Linked DNA regions of Homo sapiens: region 1 is linked to region 2. The links are chromatin loops, found by intact Hi-C in ENCODE. Cell type or tissue: testis. All regions are shown on one strand. Links, peaks and the distances in the headings refer to the core of each region. The heading gives the core; the rest is flanking DNA.

Region 1 (5,035 bases), core at 1,036-5,035, 760 kb before region 2:
CCCCAAAGAAATATCTCTTACTTGCTTCCTTTCTTCTGGGTCTTTCCTTTTTTTCTGTCACCCAGGCTGAGTGCAGTGGCATGATCTCAGCTCACTGCAAACCTCCGCCTCCTGGGCTCAAGCATCCTCCCATCTCAGCCTCCCTAGTAGCTGGGGCTACAGGCGTGCGCCACCATGCCTGGCTAATTTTTTGTATTTTCTGTAGAGATGGGGTTTCATTATGTTGCCTGGGCTGGTCTTGAACTCCTGGGCTCATAGGATCAGCCCACCTCAGCTTCCCACAGCGCTGGGGTTATAGGCATGCGCCACCACGCCCAGTCCTGGGTCTTTCCTTTTTCTTAGCACCTACTAAATGCTAAGTGCTTGGGGATAAAAGCAAAGAGGGCATGTGCAGTCTCTCCCCTCATGGAACTTTTGCTCTAAGTGCAGGCCCTAGGTTCCTTATAGTAAAGTCCTACAATATGAGAAATAAAGGGTGCTAAGTCAAGGAAAGGCTTCCCTGAGTCAGTGAAGGACATGGAGTGTATTTTAGGTGAAAGGACAAGAAGCAAAAGCAAGGGGTTTTTAGGGGCTGAGAGAAGTACAGAGTGCTAGAGAGAATATTGAGCATTCAGCCTGGAAAAGTTGGCAGGACTGGGTCATGCAGGGTGTTACAGACATGTTGCAGAGTTAGTCTAGGGGCAGGGGGAAACAGAAGATATGAAGTGGAGATCTGACTGTTGATGTTTGTGTTTTTCTGGATAGGTTAGTCTGGCTGTAGTGAAGAGACGACATGGTGCTGGGAACAAGAATAAAGGCAGTAATCATGGCCAGTGATGATGGTGGCTAGGTTAGAGAAGTAGCAGCAGGGATGGCCAGAGTGGATAGATTCAAGAGGTAGTTAAGGAGGTAGAATCCACAGGTCTGTGGGACTGATGTGCTGTGGGGACTGCAAGGGAGCTCAGATCATGTCTAGGTTTCTTTCTATTGGGGCACCTGAGTTGATGATGATGCATTTACTAAAATAGGAGTAGTTGGAGCAGACAAATTTAGTTTTCAACTGGAAAGTTTAAGGCACCTGAGGACATCAATGGAGCTGTTCAGTGGTTATTTGAATGTGTGGATCTGGAGCCTGAAGGACAGGCCAAGTTGAGATTCTAGGTTTGGGGATCATGAGCCATGGAAGTGGATGAACCACTGTTACCGTCTCTGTGGTATTAAGAGCCAAAGGGCAAGTTCTTAGCCATGAGAAACACCAACATTAGGGGATGAGTAGTAGAAGAGGGGCCTGCAGGGCAGACTGATGAATGGCCAAAGAGAGAGATGGAAAAAGAGGGATGTGGGGCAGGGATGTGGGGCAGGCAGAGCTGGCACATGCCTGTCCTCACAGCTACTTAGGAGGCTGAGGTGAGAGGATCACTTGAAGCCAGGAGTTCAAGACCAGCCTGGGCAACATAGTGAGACCCCCATCTCAAAAAAAAAAAAAATTAGGCATGATGGCATATGCCTGTGATCCCACCTACTCAGGAGGCTGAGGCTGGAGCATCCCTTGAACCCAGGAGTTTAAGTCTCCAGTAAGCTGTGACTGTGCCACTGTACTCCAGCCTGGGCAAAAGAGCCAGACCCTATCTCTTTAAAAAAAAAAAAAGACATTACATGGTGTCCTTTGAGCCTTCCTGGCCACACTCTTGTCTAGGGTAGATCCCCCTCATTACATTGCCCTATATTTCTTTGAAAGCATTTACCAGATTGAAATAATATTTGTTAGTGTACTCTTGCCTCTAGATTTCCGAACTCCTTGAGGGCAGGAATTTTATCTTTCTCCTTGTAGTATTTTCAGGGCATTGAAGAGTGTTTGGCACATGGTAGCTCTTCAGTAAATATGTGTTTATGAAGAGTTATAAAGTGAGAAGTCAGCGTTTGAAATGCTGCTGAGACATTAAACAAGATAAGGATGAAAAATTGCCCATTGAGTATGCAGGCATGTGGGATATCGGTGACTTTATCTAGTATAAGTTGTGGGGGATGGTGGAGTCAGAAGTCAGTTTACAGTGATTGGGGAGTGAGTATGAGGTGAGGAAGTACAGAAAGAATAGATAACTTCTTCACAAAATTTGGCTGTGACTAAGATGGGGAGGACCACCACCAAAAGAAGGCTGTATTTGGAGGAGGAAGTAGGGTGAAATGGGGTTTTTGTTGTTTTTTAAAGACGAGATTTGAGCATGTTCCATTGCAGATTGAAAGGAGCCTGTACAGAAGGGCATGCTGGAAAGCCAAGATAGCAGGTAGGGCATGACTCGTTGGAAAGCAGGGGAAGACAGGGAGTACAGAGCTCAGAAAGCAATTAGTCTTTAAGAGGAGAAGTGTGCATTCTTTGTTTTATAGAAAGAAGAGTATCGTGGGGGGGTGGGGCAAGGAAGTTTGCTTGAGGGGTGTCCAGAGAATTTCTTTCTTGTGGCTTCTGTATTCTTCTGTGAGCTAATAGTTGAGGCTGTTAGCTAAGAGGGAGGGAACCCTACTTGGTTCTCTCTCTCCAAGGCTGAGGGCATGCCCAGCCCCAAGGCCCACCACCTCAAAGGCTACCCAGAAGTGGGAGACGAATAACTTCTGTAGTCCTTTCAATCCCCCTAACAAAGCATTCCAGAATTCAGTCTCAGAGAAAGGGGACAATTTGGTTGGTGACTTTATTGTGCCTTTGGCATAGGCCAGGATTCCCACAAGGAAGCGGACTATTGGAAAAGCCTGGAGGCTAGTAAGTAAACAGCCTTTCTTGTCCCCTCCCTCTCTGAACACAGGAAGAATTCCCGCCTCTCCCTGCCTATTCCTGTATATAATTCATTCCTTTCTTTAACATCTTTAACAGATATATTGAGGGCCAGATTTGTGCTAGGCACTGTTCTAGATGCTGAGAATGTAAAAAGTGAAAATCTAAGTTAGATGTAATTAATGCTATGGAGAAAAATCAAGCAAGAAGGGGAGAAGGGGTGATGGTGAAAGCCTTGGCAATTCTTGATAGGGTAATCAAGGAAGGCACCTCTGAGCAGGAACTATTTGAGGGAAGCTCTGAAGGAGGTGGCCATGCTGCCATGTAGGGAAAGAGGGAATGGTAAGGGGGAGCATGCTGGTATGTGGGAGGGGCAGCAAGGAGGCTAGTGCTGGGGAGTGGAGTGAGCGCTGGGGAGTGGGTAGGAGAGGAAGCTTGAGCAAGACGCAGATTTTGTAGGGCCTTGTAGGCCTTTGAAAGGACTTTGACTTTAACTCACTGTGAGAGGAATGAGGAGTGGGCTTTGAGCAGAGAGTGACATGATCTGACTTCTGTTTTCTCAGTTCGCTATGGCTGCTGTGTGAGGAAGAGACAGGGTGGCGAGGCTGGAAGCAGGGAGTCCACGGAAGGGAAATACAGGCTCCTCATTTATTTATTTCTCTTCTTTTTCTCCAAAGCAAAGAGATTGTTCTGAAGACCGTGCTCTAAGGGCATTTGAAAGACTGCCAGGTAGTGCGAGCCTGAGATGGTCTGGAGGATTCTCTCTAGCCGTGACTCCGCTGCTCTGAAGGTCAACTGAGAAGTCTTGTGGGACAGAGACTTGAGTTAGGAAGCCCTCAGTCACTTGCCTTCCACGGTGGCCAGCCCTGCTGCCATCATTGGCTGAAGCACCACCAGGATTCACGGCACCCAACTGCTTCAGGGTACTTCGTAGACTCTGCCTCACTACATGTCGAAAGAGTTATTTGAGTTCTCTTCTGTTTTTTTTTAATTTGTTGTTGTTGTTACTGTTTTGATACCTCGGAAACACCTCCGTTGACAGTTGTTTTGGATAGGTTGGGTGTACCCCATGGCTGCCTCTGAAGGCAGTGTCTATTTTGAGAGGATGGCTTACCTCTTCTTTGTGAAAATACTATCTCATTTCCTGGAAATAAAATGTAAAACCTGTCAGTTGCTCAGCTGGGCTTTGGTGTATTTACCTTCCTTCCCTTCCTGCTCCCAGACAGTCTCACAAGTAAACACCAGCAGCTCATAGATTACAACCAAGAAAGTGACTGTATCAGATGATAGACTTCAAGTGAATGTCAGCCTAAGAGGCCAAGCTGCAGATCGTGGCAACAGATGAGCTCTGTTAACCTCCTGACTGTCGTGTTTCCTTTTTATTACAGAGGTGGGTCACTGTTTACCTTGTTTCAGGGGTGGGAGAAACTCCTTTCCTTCAGCTGGCATTTGAATGTTTCCAAATCTATTTTATCTGACGTCATGAACACACAGGCAATGATTTTATGACAACTTGATGTGCTTTTTTCTTTATTTTTCTTTTACATTAGAAGTTTTCTCTCTTTTCTCCACCTCTCCTTTATTTTTAATTTTAATTTTAATTTTTGAAACAAGATCTGACTCTGTTGCCCAAGCTGGAGTACAGTAGTGCAATCTCAGCTCACTGCAACCTCCACCTCCCAGACTCAAGCCATCCTCCCACCTCAACCTCCCAAGTAGCTGGGACTACAGGCATATGCCATCACACCCAGCTAATTTTTGTTTTTCTGTAGAGACAGGGTTTCACCATGTTGGCCAGGCTGGTCTCAAATTCCTGACCTTAAGTGATCCACCTGCCTAGGCCTCTAAAATGCTGGGATTACAGGCGTGAGCCACCACGCCCAGCCTATACCCCATGTATTTTCATAAAGGGTTGGAAACTATTGATTGCCAACTTTTTAAGGATGGTAGGGATTTTTTCTTTGTTGAATATACTGTGAATTTTGGGATTCTGGAGTCCTTAGTCTTCATTTCCATTCTTCTGCCCATGATTACTGATCAAAATACTGGTAGAGTCATGGAGGAAGTAAGTTAAATGTGGAAAAAATGCTTTAAAAGTACTTACTATAACCACATCATAAGAATTCTGGAAAAATAGAGAACAAAAGGAAAAGATTGTTACCACCTTGATTTAATAACTTCTTGTTTCCCCATACATGTGTTTTGTTTATAGATTGCATGGGTATATGTCAATTTTTATATGTTCTGTGTTTAGTTTACATATTGTAATTCATTTTTAAGAGAGTACAGACA
Region 2 (13,128 bases), core at 5,522-9,521:
ATATACTACATTTTATTTATCCATTCATCCCTTGATGGACACTGAGGTTGATTTCATATCTTTGCTTTTGTGAATAGTGCCACAATAAACATGCGAATGCAGGCATCCCTTTGATATATTGACTTTTTTTCCTTTGGGTAGATACCCTGTGGTGGGATTGCTGGATCAAATGATAATTCTTAGTTTTTTGAGAAATTTCCATAGCGGTTTCTATAGTGGCTTTCCTAGTTGACATTCCCACCAACAGTGGGAGTCCTTTTCTCTGCATCCTCGCCAGGATCTGTTATTTTTTTGTCTTTTTAACAATAGCCATACTGACTGGGGTAAGATATCTCATTGTGGTTTTGATTTGTATTTCTCTGATGATTAATGATGTTGAGTATTTTTTATTCACCTATTGACTGTACATCTTCTTTTGATAATTGTCTATTCATGTCCTTTGCCAGTTTTTAATAGGATTTTTTTTTTCCTGTTAAGTACCTTATGTACTCTGGATATAGTCCCCTGTCAGATGAGTGATTTGCAGATATTTTTTCCCATTTGGCAGGTTTTCTCTTTACCTGTTTGATTATTTCCTTTGCTGTGCAGAAGCTTTTAATTTAGTTAAGTCTCATTTGTCTATTTTTGTTTTTGTTGCCTGTGCTTTTGAGGTCTTAGTCATAAATTCTTTGCCTAGATCAATGTCCATAAGAGTTTTCCCTAGGTTTTCTTGTAGTATTCTTACAGTTTCAGGTCTTGAGTTGAAGTCTTGAGTCCATTTTGAGTTGATTTTTGTGTGTGGTGAAAGATAGGGGTCCAGTCTCACTCTTCTGCATGTAGCAGGCCAATTCTCTGAGCACCATTTATTGAAGAGGATTTCCTCTTCCCAGTGTAAGTTCTCATTGGCTTTGTCAAAGATCAGCCGGCTGTGAATATATGGCTTTATTTGAATTTGATTTTAATATATAACTTTTTAAAATCTGGGGAAAAAAGAATTACATGCTACCCTGGGTAATAATACCAGAGCTGCTGTCGTAGTTCAGCAGGTCAGTTCTGTGTACTCAGTGTTTTCATCCCTTCTGGATGCCACCGTCCTTGGCCCTCTCTGGAAAGGCCCTTGTTGGTTTCTAAGAAATGAGGTAGAGGAAGTGTTAAGGCTGGCCTAGCTAACATGACTATAAATCCTCTGTGTTTTAAAACTGCTCATATTGAAATTATGGAAAATAATCTTCTGTAGCAGCCTGGACTCATCTCTCTCCTTACCCAGCTTGGATCCCAGAATTCAATCAGAGAGCAACCCAAGGTTCATGACACTTGTAGTGGTTTCTGGAAACAGATCTGTGAGTACCAAGAAAAGAGGATAAAGATTCATCCCATCCACCAGTCATTCCCATGCACCTCTACCCGCCATCCCCTGTATCCAGGACAACCCCCTTCTGACACCAAAATGCATTTCACCATTGGCTGCTGTCGGTAGATAATACCTGCTCAGCATTTGGGACAAGTTCCAGACATAACTTCCTCTTAGTGAATGATCCTGACAGGAGAAAGAATTGAGCTTAATTTATGCCATCTAATAACCTCAGTGCAGCTACTTGGGAAGTTAGCCCTCCAGAGTTTCCCCCAAAGTTTTCTCCAGTGAATTACAGTGCCATATATTCTCATTGCTACCAGCGCTGCTCCCAAAATCTATCTGCTGTTTAATAGTTTTTACCTTTCAAAAATGCAAGCTGGCTGGGCGTGGATTTTTGAAAGCATTCCTCCTGCCTTGGCCTCTCAAAGTGCTGGGATTAGAGGGTGCCTTCTAATCCCAGCAATCCAGCACTTGGAAAGGTCAAGGCGGGAGGAATGCTTGAAGCCAGGAGTGTGAGACCAGCCTGGGCAACATAGTGAGACCTTGTCTCTACAAAAATAAAGTATAAAAAAACAGCTAGGTGTGGTGATGTGTGCTTGTAGTTGCGCTACTGGGGAGGCTGAAGCAGGAAGACCTCTTGAGCCCAGAAGGTTGAGGCTGCAGTGAGCTAGGATCGCACCACAGCGCTCCAGCCTGGTGACAGAGCAAGACCCTGTCTCAAAAAAAAAAAAAAAAAAACCTAAGCCAAGTGTCAAGATGTGTCTAACAGGTACACAGAACCTGGGCAGAGAAATAAGGTGTTTTGGGCTGGTAGAGGGAATGTCAGGGTAGCTACTGTGATAGAGGGTAGAGGGAGTATCAGGTAGCTACTCCTTGGGCGGTAGAGGGAATATCAGGGTAGCTACTGTGGGTGTCACTCCCTGTTCCTTTTTCCAGAGTCCTGGGGCTCTCACATCCACCAAGCTGGCTGCTCACTAGCTGGCGGAAGGCAAGCTAAGCAAACATGGAGAAGGGGGGCCAGATGTAGCATTTCCCTTCCACCCCAGTCCATCTTTGACTAATGAGGTGTTAAGCTGAGCCAGGAGCCAAGTTAATTCCAGCAGTAATCCATTTCCTGCTGCTTTTATTCAGCCAGCACCATTCATCAGAAAGAGAGGAGAGCCCTTGGGACCTTCTGAATCATCCCAATATCTTGAAGAAAGGGAAGGGGCAGCAGGGGTCCACCCACCCCTTATTATAGATGCTGAAAGTACAGAAGTATGTCAGGACTTGGTGACAAAAATGTCTATAGACACATCCTGATGCCATCCTGCTGGTGCCCCTACCCTAAGCCCTGACTGGCAGCAGGTTCTCCCTCACCAGGTAGGCTTTGCTACAAAAAGATGAATTTACTTGTTAGATGGAGGATGCATATTGAGGCCATCCATGCCTCTGCTGCAAAATCCTTTAGGAGAAAGACAACTGGTATCCAATATCTTCGAGTAATGAACTTATCAGTAAATGTAACACATGAGCTCATTAATCTTAACTTTGCTTTTGGACCAAGTGGGAGCTCGGCTTCTCGGGAGACAGAAATTGCATCTCTGTTCTTTTCCTTAAACCCAATCCCAATTTAGAGTCAAACATACTGCCCTGCTCTCCCTGGGAAGCAGTTAATAATGTTTCCTCACACAATGGATGGCCCAAGCTCAGCTGGGTCACTCCAGCCCCCTAGGCTGTGTACATGTCCCTTGCACACAGCCTGGGCTCAAGACTTCCTAGTAGGGTGTGAGTGCCAGCTACATCCTTGAGACTGGTTAGTCCCCAGCCATTGAGTACATCACACACTTTTCTTCCCTCAGGCTGAGGAATATAGGTGAAGTTAATCTTAGAAGTTAAGGCTATTGAATCTTAACCTTAAATCTTAAGGCTGTTGAAACTCTTCATCCTGTGGCCACTTCGTCCTTGCTTGGGCTCTTGCTGTTCTTCTAAAAGCACAGCCTCTACATCTCTGAAAAGAAGTTGAGGATGTGAGGAGGGATGAGTCAGTTTGCAAGGGGTGGCTGCCTGTTCTTTATGGCCTGGATGAGGGCTTAAAAGAAAGAAGTCTGAAAAGAGATGCTGTTGGTTGGAAAACAAGTAAGGAGAGTGTTTGCTTGGGCAGGCTGCTGTGGGATGCCTGCTCCAGACAGGGAGAACAGGTTTAGGAATGGATCTAGATTTACCTGGAAGCTTGCTCCTGTGGACCTGATCCAGGCCCACGGGGCCTGGAGGTGTGGTGAGATAATGCTGATGGGATGAGAAGGTGATGAGGAGCCAGCCAGCACTGGCAGGTGTCTTCCTAGCCCTGATCTTGTTCTCCCCAGCGTTTTGAAAGAGGCGGCCAGCAGACTCTGGGGACCTCAGACGTCTGTGCTCCACATGCGTATCGGCCGCTCTAGAGATTGCCTGGGAAGCTGGAGGGAATGGGAGACACCCCGGTGCAGCTGCGCCCTGAGTTCTCTGAGCCTGGCTCCTGGCTCCCTGCAGCCCTCCCCTCCTTGTTCCTGACCCAGAGTGACTTTACCTGTACCGGCTCCCTGCTCGATAGGCCTCTTGATCTTTCATCACTGGTCTTTTTCTCTTATTTGCCAGACCAGTGTCTCCCTTGGATTTCTCTGCTTCAAAAAGAGCCTTGCAGCATCCTGCGCTTCTGGGAGGGAAAGACAGCTGGAGGCCTGAGTGTGGGCATCTCAACCTCTCTCACCTACCCAGTGGAGTGAAGGACAGCTGGGGGTCCGAGTGTGGGCATCTCAACCTCTCTCACCTACCCAGTGGAGTGAAGGACAGCTGGGGGTCCGAGTGTGGGCATCTCAACCTCTCTCACCTACCCAGTGGAGGGAAGGACAGCTGGGGGCCCGAGTGTGGGCATCTCAACCTCTCTCACCTACCCAGTGCAGTTAGAAGTGTCAGATTCCTTGGAGATGGCGATTGGAGCCCAGCATTGCTGTCTCCTCTGTTTCTATCTAATACTTTTTCTAGCACTAGAAATAATCCACTTTCCTTTGAGAGCTCCCACTCATTTTTGGGTTGTGGTTTGATCACTCCCACCATCCTCTCAAGCCCCGGCTGTACAGGAGGTGGAATGTCATTTAAGACATAATCATTTCTCCTGCCTCCTAGAAATGGTGGGCATCCTGTGGTGGAAATCACAGTTTGCCCGAGCCAAGCAGAGAGCTGAGCTGACAGCCTGTGCTCTTCCGCCTGCATGGTGCTGGAGAGGAGCGCAGAGCCCACTCATTTGCAAGGACAGGGCTGTGTCTCGCAGCCATCAACTTAGGGTTCTACCCTTCAAGGGTCCAGGCAGGGACAGGCTTGAGCAGCTGTGGAATGCAAAGTGCTGACCCTCTTGCTCCAGGGTGCAGGTGTTGGAGTGAGCTCTCTGCTGCATCAGGAACCCCTGCAGTGAGTGTTGTCCACTCACTGGGATGCCCCTCCATCCTCTGGACAAAGGCAATTGTGAGGCTCTGCGCACTTGGAGGCCACCCTAACACACTCTTTCCTCTGCTTCTCCCGCTGCTGCAGGTTATGTGTTCTGTATGTTACATCGCCTCCCCGAGCAGCACGACTGCACATTCGACCACATGGGCCGTGGCCGGGAGGAAGCCATCATGAAAATGGTGAAGCTGGACCGGAAAGTGGGGCGCTCCTGCCAGCGCATCGGGGAGGGGTGCTCCTGAAGGCCAGGCATGGCCACCACGTGACGCTGTTCTTAGTTCACTAATGTTAGCCTTATTTAGGACAAAGTCAGCCAGACACCTTGTACTGGGCACGCGTCAGACTGCAGCCAGTCCGTTTCCTTTCTTTAGCCAGCCATCCTGGTACTGTAGTTTAGGGGTTGATGGTGGTTGAAATTGATTTCTGGCTGGTTACTAAGGTGCCTGCTAGCCATTGTATAAAATTAAAACATGAAGAATATTTTTTTTTTGAGCATGGCTAGTGGATTTAAAACAACACATACCTGTCACTGCTGGAGTCAAACTTATAAAAAGCCTTAAGTGGAAAGTGTTCCAGACGGAGACTCTGAGTTAATAGAGGAGTAGAAGCTGGTGTTAAAGTTCCCACGACGCACATGGCTTTGCCAGAAACTCTGTTTAATGATCGGCCTTTCACCTCTTCACTTATCCTTAGTCCCAGTAGCCAGGATACCTGATGGCCACGTGTGCCTTGGCCACGGGAGGCTGCTGAGATTGGCCACGTGGCTGGGCTGGGTGGTGGCCTCACTCTCCCACAGAGCTGGAAATGGGGGGTGGGGGACAGATTCTTACGGAAATTTTTTTACCTGACTTGCTATGAAAAAACTCATCACACAAGAAGAGAAACAGTAACCTCACTTTGAAAATTAGCTCCACTCAAGACTAGTCCACGAACGAGACCCGCCTTTTCTACACAGGATCCAAGGTCACGAGAAGCAGCCAGAGTGCCCCGCCTCCGCCGGCTCTGGTCTGCCATTCGCCAGTGCAGGGATCTGGCACGGACCAGATGTGGCGAATGGCAGCACAGCGCGGTGGCTGGGTCTGCACACTGGCCTCTGCAGCCAGATTTCTATATTGGGAGTTTTTTAAAAAGACATTTCATAGCCAACAAGAATCAGTAGAAGTGCTGGGAGCAGCAGCTGGGGAAGCTGCCGCCCACGGGCTCTGCCCCTTCCAGCTGGAGCCGCCCGTGCCTCCAGGGGCCAAGAGGATGATGTCGTGGCCTCCATTCTCGTTTCTATGCAGCCCCATAGTCCAAGGACACCCAGTCCACATCTACCATATAGCAAGTTTAGTAAGGGAAGGCAGCATACGTCCCAGGGACAGTGGGTTTGGATCTGTCTAGAACAGCGGTTTGTGGCTGTGGCCCAGCTCCGAGAGTGATATTTGCTCTGGTAGGTGAGGGCCTGAGGGTACATTTCTCCACCTGTGCCCCCTCATGTTCACAGAGGATTTCAGCAGCTGCAACTGCGCACGCCAGGTGGGGAAGGGTGGGGGTGGGCCTGGTTGCCCCATGTTAGGAAATCACTACCAGTCAGGTGGGGCTGGGGCTGGGTGGACAGGATCAGGATTCCCTTGAAAGCCCAGGCAGGGTGAGCAGTCCCAGTGGTCCTAGTGCCGCATCAGATCCAGGTGGGTGAGGGCAGGAGGCCCCTGCGGAGGCAGCGTGGATCTGCCCACACATAGGCTACTGGAATAGTTTAACCCAGCAACTTTCCTTTTTATAAAACAACAAATGGTTCAACTCTGTCTGCAAATTAACAGCTGAACACCTGCAACTGCAAATGTTTTTTGATCCGACGTACTGAAATAGGAAGTCATGCTCTTCCCACCCTCCACCCACCAGAGTGGAACCCGCTGCAAAATCCCCAGCCTTAATTCTTGCTTCAGGACCCAGACCGGTGTCTTGCTCTAGGGCAACCCAGGGCAGAGGGGCCAGGTCTGCCCAGCGTTTACCACTGCTGTCAAGCCACAGCCCTTGGCCACCATACGGGCCATCCTCAGTGAGGCAGCCCCCCATAGGCTTCCGCCAAGCTCTGGTCCCGAAGAGGCTGTGCGAGCCCTTCCCGGCCCTCCCCAGGGCCCCCCGCCCCCTCCTCTGCCTGCTGCGTGGAGGCAGCCATGGGAAGGAGCCCAGGGGAGCTGGCCTGGGGGAGCGAAGCCCATGTTCGCTTCCTGACTTAGAGCTGGGGGGGGTGGGGGGTGGGGCTTGTTCCCCTGCAGTATCTGTTCTGTGAAGTTTGTTAAATGTAAGGAAAGCTTAAATTCTTGTATCTTTAAAAGAGAAAATCTTATTTAACCCTTTTGTGTTCTAGATTTACTTACACACATAGCCTAGAGCTCAGTTTTAGTTTTAACATTGTGAAAATATTAAAAGAATCTTGTAACTTTATTCTTTTTTCTCCTGCTGAAAAAAAAAATTAAACCAATCGTATGAAAGTTTGGTTTTCTTGTTTCACCCCTTCTCCTAAGTGCCCCCTGGGTTGCTGGGAAAACTGACCCATCTCCCTGGCCAGGGCTGGAAAGAGATGGGGGCCTGTGTGCAGAGACCGTCTGCAGTACTTGGAGGCACTCGTCCAGTTAGTGTCCAGGCTAAACAGCCGCTTCCTTGCTTTCTGTTGGGAGCCTCTGCCCTGGGAAGCTGCGGGACTGGCCTTGGGGTAAAGGTGGGTCTGCAGGGCCAAGCCTGTGCCAGCAGCCAGGAGGTTACACACTGGGGGGGATCAGAAAACGAGCCCCAGCCCTGAGGGCCCCAGGCGTGGGTGGGGTGGGTGCTGGGTCCTGAGGGAAGGCAGCATGCCCTAGACCCGAACCCCACCCTAGGAAGGGCCTCCAGGATGGATGACGAAGGCTCCCAAAGGCTGGCTTGGAGGAGGTGTGTGCTGTGGCACTCTTTGGTGTATAGGATGAACTTAACTACATTTTTAAATGTTCAAAAAACATTTGGCAGGGCAGGGGCGAGGCACAGGAGTGGGACCTGTCCCCACTTCTTTTAGGACAGAGATATTGACCGCATAGTTGTCATGAGCGTGATGAAAATCCTCAGAGGAAATCAGAGGCCCAGTGGCGATGAACAAGCACGGGGGCAAAGGGCAAGAGAGGGCCTTGGTGGCCTGGGTGTGAGGCGGGCCTGCAGGGAGCAGTGGGCTGTGCTCTGCCCACTGGTCCACAGGAACTGGGTCTGCGTCAGCTCCTTCCTGATTGCTTCACAGAGCAACAGTCCACAGCAACAACATAACTGTTGTTATGCCAACAACAGTCCACAGCAAGAAGAGGGGATGGTGGGAAGACAAGCAGAAACCTTCCTGCTGGGTGGCGTGAGAAACAGGAAACCATGGGTGGGAGTGGGCCGTGGTCTTCAAGGGAGCCATCAGCAGCACATTCAGGGAGCTGTGAGCAGCCCCTCTAGCCCCAAGAAGGGGGTCTCCAAGAGAGAGGGCCCCAGATGGGCACAACAGTAACACAGATACCCAAGAGAAGTCTGCAGGAGTCTCAAAACCTGATTTCCTCAGCAGCCATTCTCGCAACTACATGGGGGAAGGCTGCAGTGAGGGAGGAGTGATCGGAGAAAGACATGGAGACTTGGGACCTGGGGCGGGCTCTGGGGGAACTCAGCACACAGCTCGAGGCCTGCGAGGTGGCCCCATATCTTGTCAGCACTGGGTCCTGTCAGAGGGCTTGGAGAAGGTCTAAGAATCAGAGACAGATACAGACAATTAAGCAAGTAATAACAGTGTATTAATGCCTAAGCAGAAATACACAGGAAGAGGAGCTGCAGACCCTGTGTGACTCAGCTGTGAATAATATTTACGTACAAATAATGTAAACACAAATACTAGTGAATATTGCTCTGGTAAAAATATATGCTGGATCTCAGTAGGAGACTGGGAGAGGGAAAGAATGTGCCTGTGTATTGGTGGCAGAGGATAAGAGAGCCAAGTTCTTGTTCTTAGCAGGAAATCAACAAAGGATGTCCAAAGCTGAAAACTTGAGAGTAGTATGTTATTTAGAAATATGGAGGTAAAAGAGGAGGAAAAAGCTTAGAAGTTAAAATTGGTTTTCTTTGGGGTAGGAGATAGGAATGCAGTAGGCCTTATATTTACGACTACAGTTAAACATATAACATTGATTGAAAAATTGAAATGCTTTAATAAGGGAATGATGGAAGCCCTTCCTGGGAACTGAGGGGCCAAGTCCTCAGAAACCTGCCTTACTGTTCTCTGAAAGTGGGTTTCAGGGAGTTCAGGTCTCTGAGATGCAACATAGAGTGTTGGTTTTGATCAGAGCTGCTTTGGAAGATGCAGGCAGCTGGCACATCACAACACAGCACATGTTTAAAACCCTGAAGGCTGAGGGCGGTGGCTTGAGCTTATAATGCCAGCACTTTGGGAGGCCAAGGTGGGAAGATCCCTTGAGTCCAGGAGTTCGAGACCAGGCAACATGGTGAGACCTCATCTCTACGAAAAAATATTTTTTTTTTCTTTTCAAACCCTGCATGTGGCATGTGATGCAAAAAAAAAAAAAAAAATTTAATTGCTGCGGGGAGCGGGTGGTGGTACACGCCTGATAGTCCCAGCTACTCAGGAGGTGGAGGCGGGAGGATCACTTGAGCCCAGAGTTGGAGGCTGCAGTGAGCTAGGATTGCACCACTGCACTCCAGCATGGGCAACAGCCTGAGAGCCCATATCTAAACATATATATGTATTTTTTTTTTTAATTTAAAAACCCTGGGAAAGGTGGCTGTGGCAACACCAAGCTTATTTGTTACCAAAAAAACTTTTCTTAATCAGCACACCTTGGGAAAAGTTGCCCTGGTTCATTGAGCACCTACTGTGCGCCAAACACCTGAAAAACTCTCCCTTGATCCTGTGTGATTCCACTTGGAGGTACCTAGAGTAGTCAAATTCACTCCCTTCAGGTCAGCCTGGAAGTTCCTATCTCCGGGCTTCTGTGGTATGCCATCCAGCAACCCAGATGTTTGGCTGGGCAGACAGATGGAATGTCACCTTTCCTTTGGCTTAAATGCTGTGCCCAAATTCACACAGAAACACAGAAGGGTGTTTCCTGCCCGTCACTGGAGAGCCTGGGATGGAAAAAGTGCCTGGAGCAGGAAGATGGCAACACCGAGTGCGTGCTGGGCCCAGGCCTGGCCCTCCCGCTGCACACCCTCTGGAGCGTCCCACAGGGTTAGGTGATTGAATTGTTGGCAGATGAGAGCACCCCAGACCCGGGACCTAATAAAAGGCCTTTTGAGTTTTCGACCTGGAAGGACCCCACACCTCAGGCTCCCCTCCTGGCCACCTCTTCCAGGCAGCTCTATCAATCCTAGCAGTGAGGAGTGCAGTTGAAGGGGCCTGGGGCACACATCACAGGGTTCGATGGGAGAACTTGCTGACAGGGAGCTGGAGTGTCTCTGGAGTCCTCAGGCCCACATCCACCAAACACCAGGAGGAGCTGAAGAGGAGGGACTCCCAGACTAGGAGGAGAGGGATCTGCTGTGTATGACAAGGTGCCCAAGTTCGGGGTGGGGGTGGGGACCAAGACATAGACCCCAGAGGTAAAGCTCTGGGTCTGCACCGTGGCAGCCCCATTAGGGGCATCTTCCAGCCCACAGCCCTGGCTAGGGTGACCTTCATTCAACACCTGCTATATGCCAGGCAGCATCCCAGACACTGGGGATATGATGGTGACCCAAACTACAGCTATAGGGAACAAAATAAGGGCAGTGCAAAGAATATTAGAGGGGTGACAGGCATACACGATACGCAGGGGGAAGGGAGCAGGGGGAGAAGCATAGGGTCTGAGGGTCTTTGTCTGCGATGGGCATGGAGGGCCCTGCCTGCCGCTTGGGGGTTCGGTCAGGCTGCCACTGTGCGAGGAACAGCCTGCAGGGAGTGAGGGAGGTACACAGACCAGAGGACCGGCTGGCTGGTCCGGGAGGCCAGCAGGAAGGCTCAGTGCTCCAAGGTGGCAGGGAGGTGGTGAGAAGAGCAAGATCCTGGACTGATTTTTGAGGATGGAGATAGCAGGAGTCGCCGATAGGCTGGGTGTGGGTGAGAGAAGAGAGGAACTATAGACAATTTCTAGTTTGGAGTGTGAGCCGCTGGAAAGATAGAGATGCCGTTAATGAACGACAGGCAGGAGCGTGAAGGGGGTGGGATGAGAGCAGACGGCTGAGGTGTAGACGAGACACCCAGCTAGAATGTGTGTGTGTGTGTGTGTGTGTGTGTGTGTGTGGCGGGGCTGGGGGGTTGGGGAGGTGGTGCCTGGATACACAGTTCCAGGGCTCAGTGGAGAGGTCCTGGCTGGAGATGGGCATTTTTCCCCAATAATTTTTATGGTAGTAAAATATGCAGAACACGCAGTTTCCCTTCTGAACCATCTTTAAGTGTACAGTTTAGTATTATTCAATCTATTCATAATGTGGTGCAACCATTGCCACCGTCCATCTCCAGAACTGGAAGTGGAATCATACAGTACTCGTCTGTTTGTGTCTGGCCGATTTCACCCAGCACGATGTCCTCCGGGCTCATCCACATGGTAGATATGTCTGTGTCCTTCTTAAGGTGGATGCTACTGCACCGTATGATGAAACACACGTGCTTGCCCACCCCTTTGTCAGTGGGCACTGGGGTTGCTTCCATGTTGTAGTTACTGTGAATGAGGCTGCTGTGGATGTCGGTGTACAAATGAGATACACAGTTTCGAGTCACCTGCATAGAGCTAGTATTTAAAGCCACAAGCTGGGCCAAGGACACCAAAGAAGGGAGTGTAAATGTAGAAGAGACGGATGGAGGCTGTGCCTGGGGATGCCATCCAGAGGGACGGAGGAACCTGCAGAGGAGACCTAGAAGAAGCTGCCAGCAAAGCAGGAAGAGACAGAAAGATGGGAGTCCCAGAAGCCAGGCGGGGAAAGGAGCATTTCGAGGAGCAGGGAGTGGCCACTTCTGTGAGCTGCTGCCCAGGCACCAACCGTCCCGGCGCTGGGGACCAATTCCTGGGGAGGGAGACTGGAAAGGTTGCCCAGCTGGACCTCTTCTTCAAGCAGTTTTGCTACAATGGAAGCAAATGGGCAGGAGAGTGGATGTGGGGGCGAGGGAGTTTACTTTTGAATAAGGAGAAGTTGCTGCATGTTTTTATGCTGTTGGAATGATCCCGTAGCGAGGGAGAAATTTGGGATCGATGCCCATGATGGGGTGTAGAGCGCAGGGTGGCAGGTGTGGGCACAGGGCAGGCAAGCGGGGGTGGTATCCTTCTGCTCTGTGTTCTCACGGACATATGGAACAGGGTCGTGAGGAGTGAGTGAGGTTGGGTGAGGGGGTAGCAACAGTTTGGTGGGGCACTGGCATGGATTTACCGGGAGACAAAGCCTTAGCTTGAGGCCCCTCACTCGTGATTGGGCCTCGGCAATGTGTTTGCATGTTCCCAAGATTTTATAAAATTTGCAAAAGTGAGATACTTTAACTGCAGTTGGTTAAAACCATTCCCTCCTTCCATTCTAACTTCCCTTCCTTCACACTTCCTGTTCTGTTGGGTGATGTTGAGGCCACATGGTACTTTTGGGTTCTGGCTAAGGGTAAGCAGAGTTAGGGACACGATTCGTTTGAGGTTAGTGGGATATATTTGTGCGTTCACAGTCACTTCTGCATTTAGTAGGTCATTGCCAGTCATCCTGGGGTAGGGCTGGCTTCAAGAACATGCTTCTTGTCCATTGCCTGACACCTGGTGTCGTAACCAGAAGGAGCAAGGCCACGGTTGTACTGTGATAGGAACGTGTCCTACGGGACCTGGAACAGGGAGTACCGGTTGTGGAGGAGAGATGAGGCTTGATATATGTGGAGCCGGAAGTCTGTGGAAAATTCTTCCCACCAGCAGGTGTGTGAATATAAACCAGGAAGACTTGATTCTCATCAATACCTGCTCGATACAGACATTCGCTCTTAGGAACACGCTCGACAGTGCCGCACAATCAGAAGCGCACCACACTCCTGTCAGAGCATTAAAGATGAGTTTAGGAATGCTGGGGGTGTTCTAGAATCTTACAGCTCAGATATGAAAGAAACTTGGTAACAGTTGCCCCACATTTGATGACAGTTCTAAAAATTTACATGACTATGCCAATAAGAGTTGTGAAGATGACAGAAACTTTTCTAAAGTATCAATAATTCAAAACAGAGATCGACCATGCTCAAGGAAAGATTGAGGAATCTTTCTATTCCTACATGATATTACAAGATCATTATCATGGGAAAGGGTGATGAAAGAGGACACAGCCAAGCAAAGTAGGAACAAAATGTGACA

The links. Hi-C counts contacts between places; a loop is a spot of excess contacts. Peaks named below come from ENCODE experiments on the same cell type or tissue, not always from the same donor. Only the 100,000 strongest peaks of a DNase experiment are listed, where the experiment ranks them.
Region 1: a loop joins it to region 2, with 4 times the contacts of the local background. A loop is called at or near these places in 1 of 110 quality-filtered maps.

Annotation. Positions count from the first base shown.
Region 1 is chr6:37,387,322-37,392,356 of GRCh38, forward strand. RNF8 (ring finger protein 8) reads left to right here. Exons shown (of 8, transcript NM_003958.4): 8 at 3,421-5,035. The coding sequence ends at 3,437. Among named protein-coding and RNA genes, the nearest start is that of RNF8, 36 kb to the left of the region's middle. In testis, for the core only: no CTCF peak of the experiment used is centred there; a DNase peak (open chromatin) is centred at 3,500.
Region 2 is chr6:38,147,359-38,160,486 of GRCh38, forward strand. It overlaps ZFAND3 (zinc finger AN1-type containing 3), which reads left to right. Exons shown (of 6, transcript NM_021943.3): 6 at 4,877-7,266. The coding sequence ends at 5,031. LOC124901314 (a long non-coding RNA gene) reads left to right here. Exons shown (of 2, transcript XR_007059570.1): 2 at 1-105. Among named protein-coding and RNA genes, the nearest start is that of BTBD9-AS1, 330 kb to the right of the region's middle. RefSeq lists an enhancer at 5,679-6,299. In testis, for the core only: no CTCF peak of the experiment used is centred there; no DNase peak of the experiment used is centred there.